Linked DNA regions of Homo sapiens: region 2 is linked to region 1. The links are chromatin loops, found by intact Hi-C in ENCODE. Cell type or tissue: dorsolateral prefrontal cortex. All regions are shown on one strand. Each heading gives the region's core, and the rest is flanking DNA. Links, peaks and the distances in the headings are about the cores only.

Evidence for each region. Peaks named below come from ENCODE experiments on the same cell type or tissue, not always from the same donor. Only the 100,000 strongest peaks of a DNase experiment are listed, where the experiment ranks them.
Region 2: it touches region 1 in a loop (2.7-fold over the local background); 2 of 110 quality-filtered maps call a loop at or near these places.

What each region holds. Positions count from the first base shown.
Region 1 is chr9:19,975,266-19,980,648 of GRCh38, reverse strand. It overlaps a transcript of SLC24A2 not described here. Among named protein-coding and RNA genes, the nearest start is that of SLC24A2, 190 kb to the right of the region's middle. In dorsolateral prefrontal cortex, for the core only: no CTCF peak of the experiment used is centred there; no DNase peak of the experiment used is centred there; H3K27me3 peaks cover 1,304 bases.
Region 2 is chr9:20,039,092-20,044,474 of GRCh38, reverse strand. It overlaps a transcript of SLC24A2 not described here. Among named protein-coding and RNA genes, the nearest start is that of SLC24A2, 250 kb to the right of the region's middle. In dorsolateral prefrontal cortex, for the core only: no CTCF peak of the experiment used is centred there; DNase peaks (open chromatin) are centred at 2,554 and 3,004; H3K4me3 peaks cover 1,316 bases; H3K27ac peaks cover 796 bases.

The DNA of each region.
Region 1 (5,383 bases), core at 325-5,324:
TCAGGCCTCAAATGGAAGTGAGAAATCAAATATCTTACCACCTCATATTAAACATTCTCTCTATTCCTTTCTAATTGGTGGGAATTTGAGTAAAATGGGTGATGGAAATAAGCCATTTCTGAGTGTCCACTATGTGCCAGAAAGACTTACTTTTGTCTTTTCATGTAATTCTCACTTGCTCTAACTCTACCAGCTTTCCAGTGTCACTTCCTTCCCTGCACTTGATGGTGCAACCATTTTGAGCTGCTGCTGTCCTTCAAACCTACCATGTGGCTTTTCACTGTCACCTTTGTGCTGGTATTTCTTTAACCTAAAATGCCCTGCTTGCTTCTTCAAGTGTGGATCCAGAGACCAACACTATCAGCGTTAACTGGAGCTTGTTAGAAATGCAGAATCACATGCCCCACCTCAGGTGCTGAGTCAGAATCTGCAATTTCAGTGATTTAGATGCAGATTAAATTTGAAAAGTATCACTTGATTCTCTCCTTTTCCACCATGTAACTCTTCCCATCCTTCAAAGCCCAACTTAGCTCTCACTTCCTCCAGGAAGCCTTTAGTCCCACCAAAAAGTAAGTTAGCCATTTCTTCGTGCTATTTCCTTTACATGCGTCTTCTGTCTTTGCTTTCTCTGCTAGGCAGTGAGTTCCTTCAGTTGAGAAATTGAATCAACTCTATTTCTGTGTCCTTTGCAGGCAATCAACCTACAATAGATATTTGTTGAATTTGGTGAGTAGCCATTCCCATGAGGGAAACTTTATTATCACCATATTGCAAATGCAGAAACTGGAGCTCATGGAGGTTAAAGTTGCGTTGTGAGTGACAAAGTCAAGATTTAAACCCAGGCCTCCTGATTCCAATACCCATGTTTTCATCTCTATGTCTTATGGCAATTTTAAGAATTTCAGGCAATGGAGAGGATTACCTTAGGATATTGGGATCATCTCCCGTACATAAATAATGTCGGACAGCAGCTGCCCATCCTAAAGTCAGCTAGTAACTAAGAGTAAGAGAGCAAGGCCATTTGTAGAGATCGATGCTAGAGAATGATGGAATGCCTTGGGGAAGCAAAGAAATCGTTTGTGCTTTTAAAATCCATTTGCAAAGATCACTCCTAAAAAGCGTGTATGTCTATATGTGTACAGTACCTGCCCTAAAACAATACACTCAAAATTTGTCTAAACAAATGAACAAATGACTTTGTGCACCCATAAGCGTATCCAAATCCATGTGTGTATGTACATACTTTGCATCTCTGAATATATATATGAACCTGTGATGATGTGTTCCATTCCCTTGCTATTCAAAATGTGGTCTGAGGAGGAGTGGCATTGGCATCACCTGGAAATTAGTGGAAATGAAGAAACTCAGGCACCACCTCAGACACACTGAACCAGAACCTGCATTTTTAATCACTCCAAGTGATGTATATGCACATGAAAGTTTAAGAAGCACTATTCTAAGCAATCCCAGGTAAGCCAGGACAGGCTGTCATGTCAGGTTCAAGCTCAAAATGCTGAAAAGCTGCCAGAAAGAGATGTCTTCATTACTTGCATTCACTGGGCTCGTTATTTTATTCCTCTGCTCTTCACACACCTACCTGTAGACAAAGATCTAATTTACCACTTAAAAAAGACGGAGCACACACATGCCAACACAAGCACATCGAGCATGTCTGAACCTTTGTTGACACTTTATAAACCAGATTTTTCTTTAAGTCTTCTTCCACCAGGATATAGGCATTTTTCCTAAACATGCAGAGAAATGTGCCTTTTTTGTTCAGTAGAGCTCTTTATCTGCCCCTTTCTGCCTCCATCTACCCTTTCTAGCTTTGTTCCTTTCTTGTCCTCCCACCCAGCTGCTCATTTAGCAAGAATATAAGTTTTCTCTTCAATCACCTCAATTCTGCCAATTTATAGAATTAATTTCTTTTTTCTTCACTGCCTTACCCCTAAGAATTAGATATGGATATCTGCCTCCTTCAGTTTTTGTTTGTGTAAAGAAAGTTGGGAGTCAATTGATATTTCTAAAATTGTTAAATACTCTGAAGAAAAAAAAAATACCCTTTTCTTTCCTTGAATTTTTCTTAGGAAACATGACATTGGTCAGTTGCTTGAACACCATTCCTTTACCTGTTCTGTTGCCTGTCCCCTACCCTGGGCTTTCTAAAGACTGTAGAAGTTATACTAGGTTCACATTTCCTCTATCTACTGGAGTGACACATTCTTTAAAAAAAAAAGAGGGGCGAGGGAAGGGCATTTGGAGCAGGCTAAAGATAACCAGGGGTTATTTTTGAACAATAGTTCATAAGAATTTATCATTTCCAAGGCTCTCTTCTTGAGGAACTGATAAAAGTGGCCCCTCTGTCCTTTTGCTAAAGATGGTATTGAATGATCATATGATGCAGGTGATAACATAATATTATACAGAGTATTACAAACAGTTATATGGTTGTAAACCAGCTTTGTAAATGGCTATTTTGTAAATAGAACCACATGTTTGAGGCACGTTGGACTTTTAGTTGACAAATTCAAGAGTATAGAAAATCTCTTGTTCTCTGCAATCAAATTAAATCTAAGTCTGAACACCCATCTATTTATCCCGGCAGGAAATGTAAGTTACCAAGACACCCCTCAGGGCTCTGAAAGTGTCTTACCCAGCCACAGAACATCAGGGAGAAAATCCTAGCCATCACTTATCTGTCCACCCTGACTATCTTTAAGATACCCATTATCCCAGGAACATGGTCTTTTCTGGTCCAATTAGGGCATACGACTATTCTGTGGGGCTGGGAGCTCTGTGTCCAGAGCCCACCTGCCCTAGATTTCTCCTTCCTTCTCTGACCTTTTTATTCTAGGTGAAGTCTCTCCCTCTTCTTTCTAAATACCTTCAAATGCACCCCTCAGCTGAAGATCATTTGGTTTAGGCTTTTACAAAAGACAGGAGATACAATTGCCTTCAAATTGTTCCTGCTTTCTGCCCTATGAAAATCCCTGAAGCAGGAAATATCAAGAGTCCAGCTACTTGCCTGACACACATGGGAAAGGGAAAGATTCAGCAAGTCACGCCCAAGTTAATATTTCAGAAGAGTGTCCAGACTATTCTCTATACAAGGAACTTGTACCTATCTCTTCATCATCCCCTTCTGACCTTGCTGCAGAGAGAAAAGGCCATCATTCTCTCTAGCTCATGCTCCACGACCATCATCAATCAGCTATCTCAAGACCCCACTCTGGTTTTATTTCATTATTTTTCTCCTTTATCTCTATCTCAACTCCCACCATCCCAAGCCACCCACTCTAATATATTCAATACGCACTTCAGTTGTGAGTATTTCATTGAAATGTCTGTGCATTTTAAGCGCTTTTTATTTTTATGTAATTTCAAACATACAACATAGCAGCTAAAGCAGTACAAGGAGCTAACATGTACCCTTTATCCAGAATCACCAATTTCCATTTTGCCTGATGCAATTTATAATTCTCTCTTTCTCTGTCTCTCATACACACACACACACACACACACACACACACACACAAATATAGAAATGTTTTGTTTGAATCTACGTTCAAAGATGTCACAAAAACTTATTTTATGTGTAAAAAATACATATTGCATATATTTTTTCCTGACATGGCCAGCCTTTGTTGTGACTGTAGTTGGACTTTGCTGATCTTTATTGCACTTTTTAAAATATGTTCACTATGTTTATTTTCTTTTTTCATTTTCACAAACATTTATTGTTGCTGTATCTTCCAGACTAGGGCTCAGGGATCTGAGCATCTTTCATTCAGAGTTGTATTGAAATCAACAGACAAATAGCAGAATACTGGAACCAATGAGCATGTCCTGAAAGAGTACAGTTGTCCCTTGATATCCACAGGGAATTTGTTCCAGGACCCCTGCAGATACCAAAATCTGTGGACACTCAAATTTCTTATACCAAATGGTGGACTATTTGCATATAATGTACATATATCCTTCTCTATACGTTAAGTCATTTCTAGATTACTTATAATTATTAGTCTGTTTTCACACTGCTATAAAGAACTACCTAAGTCTAGGTAATTTATGAAGAAAAGAGGTTTGGTTGACTCATAGTTCTGCAGTCTTGACAGGAAACATGACTGGGAGGCCTCAGGAAATTTACAGTCACAGTAGAAGGTGGAGGGGAAGTAAGCATGTCCTACCATAGTGGAGCAGAAGAGAGAGAGTGAAGCAGGAAGTGCTACACTCAGAAAATTTCTAACAACCAGATCTCATGAGAACTCATTCACTATCATAAGAATAGCAAGGGGCATGTCTGCCCCCATGATTCAGTCACCTCCCACCAGGCCCCTCCTCCAACACATGGGGATTACAATTCAAGATGAGATTTGGGTGGGGATACAGAGACAAACCATATCAATACCTAATACAATATGAAAGCTATAACAATAATTGTTTTACTGTATTTTTTTTTAACTTGCACTGGGCTTAGTGGCTCATGCCTGTAATCCCAGGACTTTGGGAGGCTGAGGCAGGAAGATGGCTTGAGGCCAAAAGTTCAAGACCAGCCTGGGCAACATGGCAAGACTCTGTTACCGCAAAAAGTTAAAAATTTAAAAATTAGCTGGGTGTGGTGCCACGGGCCTGTGGTTCCAGCTGCTTGGGAGGATCGCTTGAGCCCAGGAGGTCATGTTCACACCAGTGCATTCCAATTTGGGTGATAGAACAAGATACTGTCTCAAAAAAACAAACAAACAAACAAAAACGTATGTTTATGGTCATATTGTTATTTTTTTTTCTAAATATTTTCAATCTGAAGTTGGTTGAATCTGAGGATGCAGGCCCACAGATATGGAGGGCCACCTATACAGGGTTAAAGCCAGGATAAGCCACAAAACAAAACAAAAGCAGAACATGGAAAAAAAAAAGTCTCCAACCCAAATGAGTCAAATGAAAAGTTGGAACCAGATTTAGAGATAAAGCAATCACAGAAATGGATATGTGTCATAATAATAAAGATAAACATAAATGAATCATCTGTTTTGGATGCCTACTATACGCCTGGCACTTTCTATCCTTGTACTAAACCCTGTAAGTTGAATATTTTTGTCTTCCTTTTGCAGATGAGGAAATAGAAGTGCAAAGAAGTTCCACAACTTAACCAAACTAAGAGGCAATGTAGCCACAACTCAGACACAGGTCCATCTGATTCCAAATCTCATTATTTCCCTTCAATTCCATGTTGCACGAGATGGACAAGAAGTATAGGGATGAACATGGAAGAATTCATGTAGCAGAGTTCAGGCACACTGGAGGATTTTTTTGAGATTGCCATAGTTTCTTTGGGGAAATAATTATATTTAAGAGGGGACATCAGAATATATAGTCAGTATGTCTA
Region 2 (5,383 bases), core at 298-5,297, 64 kb before region 1:
AATGTTAAGTGAAACTAAACATCCTCCCTGCCCTCCCCATGCGTTCATGGTGGTTCGGGGATCCTGTGCTCACAAATACTGCTCTTTTCAGAGCAGAAATGGTAGGTTCTGTCTTTTGTGATTGCAGACCTTTAGGCTTTAAGGCTTAGCATATACAGGAATACCTCAGAGATATTTCAGGTTCAGGTTCCAGACCATCACAATAAAGCAAGTCACCAACATTTTTTGGTTTCGTCGTGCATGTAAAAGTTACGTTTACACTATAGTCTATTAAGTGTGGAATACCATTATGTATAAAAAGTTTGCATTGTGTTTCAAAATATACACAATAAAAAATACTTTACTGCTAAAAAAAAAAGTGCTAGTGATCATCTAAGCCTTCAGTGAGTTATAATCTTTTGCTGGTAGAGGGTCTTGTCTTGACGTTGATGGCTGCTGACCAGGGTAGTGGTTGCTGATGGTTGGGATGGCTCTGGCAATTTCTTAAAATGAGACAACAATGAAATTTGCTGCATTGATTGATTTTTCCTTTTATGAAAGATTTTTTTCTGTAGCATGTGATACTGTTTGATAGCATTTTACCCACAGTAGAAATTCTTTCAAAATCGGTCAGTCCTCTCAAAACCCTGCCACTGCTTTATCAACTAAGTTTATTCTAAATCCTCTTCATCATTTCAACACAGCAACTTCATCAGAAGCATATTGCATCTCAATAAACTACTTTCTTTCCTCCTCCATAAGAAGCAATTCCTTATCTGTTCAAGTTTTGTCATGAGATTGTGGCCATTCGGTGCCATCTTCAGGTTTCACTTCTAATTCAAGTTCTCTTACTATTCCCACCACATCTGCAGTGACTTTCTCACTGAAGTCTTAAACCTCTCAAGGTCATCTATGAGGGCTGGAATCAGCTTCTTCCAAACTCCCATTAATGTTGATGTTTTGATCTCCTGGTATGAATCACAAATGCCCTTAATGGCATCCAGAATAGTGAATCCTTTCCAGAAGCTTTTCAATATACTTTGTCCAGATCCATCAGAGAGAATCACTATCTATGGCAGCTATCACCTTACAAAATGTACTTTCTAAATAATGAGACTTGAAAGTCAAAATTACTGCTTGACACATGGGCTGCAGAATGGGTGTTGTGTTAGCAGGCAAGAAAACAACATTCATCACTCTGTATATCTCCATATAGGTAATAAGTTTGTTTCACTTTCTTTTCGTTCTTTTGCTCACTGGAGTAGCACTTTTAATTTCCTTCAAGAACATTTCCTTTACATTTATACCTTTGCTAACTGGTGCAAGAGCCCTAGCTTTTGGCGTGTCTCAGCTTTCGACATGCCTTCCTCACTAAGCTTAATCATTTGTGGCTTTTGAATTAAAGTGAAAGGTGTGTGACTCTTTCTTTCACCTGAACACCTACAGGCCATTGTAGGGTTATTAATTGGTCCAATTTCCATATCGTGTCTAGGAAATAGGGAGACCCAAGGAGAAGGAGAGAAATGGGGAAAAGCCAGTCATTGGAGCCATTAAAATACACATAACATTTATCAATTAAGTTTTCCATCTTACATGGGCATGGCTTGTGGTGCCTCAAAGCAATTAAAATAGTGACATCAAAGATTACTGGTCACAGACCACCACAACAGATAAAATAATAATGAAAAAGTTTGAAATATTGCAAGCATTATCAAAACATGACACAGAGACATGAAGTGAGCACATGCTGTTGGAAAAATGGCACATAGATATTGTTGCCACAAACCTTCAATTTGTAAAAAACACACTACCTGCAAAGTGCAATAAAGCAAAGCACAATAAAAGGAGGTATGCCTGCATTCTCTGCTACTGAAAAGGAGAATATTGGAAGGATAAATGAACATGTCCCTTAGCAATAAGGCCTAGGACCCAGAAGGAAGGCCATGTCCTCTCACCCCTACCTTGGTGGGTGCTTTCTCCCATGACTCAGTCCCCTAGGGTTAGATAACTTTGGTTTTCATTCTTACTTCAGAAATCTTAGATCTAGGATTGCAGAATCAAGCTGTCAGCTCTAAAAGTCCTCTATAACATTTCTTCCAGAAGGCTCAGATGTCCTTATGCAAATGAAATCCTTGATGCTTTCTCAGATATTCCAGAGTTCCTCAGGGGTGTACACTCAGTTCAGATTTCTCTCTTGTGACTGTATCTTTAAGTGAAGTTGTTCTTTTCCTTTCCCTAGACACCACAAATGTCCACCATTTCTTCCTGCTTATTATTTAAATATACTTAGAGGCTGCCTTCTGGAAAGTGCTGGACTCATGGCAGGTTGGAGATCTCCAGAGCTGTGCCCTCTTGACCCCAGCCAATTCCTGCCACAGTCTGCCCACCAGGGACAGTGCTCCCCTCAGTGGCACATTTGCCAGGCCAGGAAGTACCAGGCAAATGTCCCACCACAAGATGACAGGCTCCCCACCACAGGTGCCAGACTCTTCTCCTTTGTCTCATGGTAGCGCTTGTAGCTGCTGCGGCCACAGTGCAGAGTCTGGCACCTGAGGGGACAGAAAGGGGGGCTCTCGGCAGCAAGCCTACCTGTCAAGTGCTTCTGGGATTAGGAGTGCGCATTGCCAACTCCCCACTCTGGAAGAACTTGATGGGTGGGCATCCTGCCAAGAGGCAGAGCTCAAAGCCCTTCTGTGCATGTGCTTCTTAGACCCCCGACTGGCTACTTAGCCATTTGGCCAGATACCAACTTCTCCAGCAGTGTTTTTGAGCCCTGCCCATCTTTCCTTTGGCTGAATTGAGCAGACCTCCTATCAAATACTATCAATTTTCCTTCATATGTATGAGGCAGACCCTGAAGCAGTTTGTTGGGTTGGGTCCATGTCTTTCCTCTATCGTAACTGCCCTCTCTCCCTCCCCACCACTGATTTTGATGATACAAGGCTGGTTTTGTTCTTTGGAAACAAAACCCCTGTCCTGGGTGGATGTTCCAAGTCAGAAAGCCTGGCTGTGTTTATCCCAGGCCATTGGCTGGGCATGCACATGCTTTTTGTATTTGGTAAGTGACAGTATTTGCAAAAGCTGATTGCCACAGCAGGCGGAACAGAGACAAGACTAGCAAAAACATGTGTCGGTAACATATGCTGTAGCCTTTTCTTCTTTGCTTGGAGGACTGACACTTCCTACAGGAAGAAGTAATTATTTTGCATGTGCATAGATTACACTGGAATGAAAAAGACAGAGGAGGGGCTGCTGCTTTGTATATGAAAGAAGAAATACCTCCCTATCTCTCTTTCTTTTTCTCATGCATGCTTCTGCGCGCACACGTGCGCACGCGCGCACGCGTACACACACGCACTCTCTCTCTTTCTCTCTCCTCATTCTCATATGCAAGCACACAGGTTAACCTGCTTTATTTTTAGACATTGCTTCTTTAAAAGAAAGTCGATGTCCTAAAAAAAATTCAGAGCCTGTAATTAGCAGAGCTGCCCTTTTTAGGAGAGAATAAAAGCATTACGTTAGGAATTAAACAGATCTGTGCACAGGTCCTGTCTCCCCTTCATATAGGTTGTGTGACCCATAGAAAATTATTAAGCTTCTAACCCTTGTCTGCCACAGGTAGACAAACGGCTCAACTCTTAGGCTTGTTGTGAGGATTAAAACTACAAAATACATGTGGAAAGCAGCTTGTGTAGGCTCTGGGGCTGTGCTGTCCTTTCCCTTCCCTGGGTTAGCTTTCCAGAAGGAAAAATAATTGTAAATAGCCATGATGCATCTTCACTGATGAATGACTGTGGGCAATCCCAGCTAGTTCTGCAACCACTTAGAACCTCAGAACTTAATTCATGTATTTCTATGTAGCCACAAAGAATAAGTCTAGAAGTGGATCTTGGAAAAGTAGAGCCAATGGGAACTCAGATTCCTGCCCTTGAAGGCATTTTTGCCTCGGTCATTTGGTGGGGGTTGAAAAGAAATGGGTGACGCACATTGGGATAGAGCCAGCAAGACCCTCTGGTATCTTGCTGTAAGCTCAGAAGTCCTAGCAACAGCATAACCACCATTTGATTCATTATTCCATCTTAACCAGCCCTCCTTCCCACCCTAAAGCTGGAATCATTCTGAACCATATTAGCATTAGCATGAGTTTCTCTGGCTGCTTTTCACATTCCTTAGAGCAAAATGTCTCTCAAACTTCTCCCATATACCTATTTTTGTTCTATTTATTACAACAAAACATAGCACCAAGATTTTTAATAGCACCAAAATCTTTAAACACTAACAACAACAAAAAATCGTTCCATCGCTCTTGACTTAGATTCAAGATGGTAAGTGTTGGTTACATGTTGAATGAATGAATGATGATAGCTTCCATTTGTTGAGCACATACCTTGTTCTTGGAACTGTGCCATGTACATGTTTACATACTTCACAACAATCAATTTATGAAATAATTTCAACCTTATTTTATAATCAAAAGTTAGTGTTTAGTTACTCACCCAATGACACAGAGCTGGGAAACGGAAAAGATGAGACTTGACCATACAACTTAGCACATATTTAGAACCCATCATTTGACCTCTGCCTAAGCTGAGTGAATGGATGAATAAATGAAGGAATATTAAAGCTACAGAGAACTTTCTCAGCATCCTCATATCTGGTATCCTTGGTCCTTGCTATCTCTTCCCTACAGTTCCAGCTCTGCCTCTTTCCTGATATGGGAGAGACTTTTTATCCTTGTTTCTGTGACTTGGTTCCTACCTCATTCTCCAATTCTTACAACTGAATCCCCATTTTCTTCCCCTGTGCCCAGTACCTCCAAGTTTCCAGCAGTGGGCTCCAAGTTGCCCTGACAGTGAGCCACCCCTGGGGAGTGGAAACATGTCCCGAAACCTAAGCCCAGGAACTGGGGACTTGCTGCCTATTTCCACAATGCCAACCTCCTGCCCTCCTGCTTGTCTCACCTGCTCCTAAATTCTTCCCAATATAGTTGGGTCACCCATGGGAATAACATTGTTATCACAGCTTCTGCTCCCTAATGTCCACCATTGTTCTTGCACCTTCCAGAAATTTCCTCCTGCCCTGGACTGGGTTTCCCTCCCAACCTTTCCCTCAGCCTTGCTGCCAGCTGCCGCATCCCAGTTGGCATCCCCAATTCCAGCTTCCAGGTCGTCTTCATCTGCCCCACTCCCCTGCAGTACACCAGGACAGGCCCAGGGTGGCTCTAGACATAGCAGAACACAGGTAGTCCCTTTGGGTCATTTGAGGCACAAAGAAGTTTGAGATTTTGTCAAGGTCACAGAAGAGACACACCAGGGCTAAAACTCAGGGCCAGCCCGTCTGGCTCAGCGTCTTTCCACCACACCATGCCGCCTCCTTTCCCCCTTCTGTCTATATTTTCCTCTTG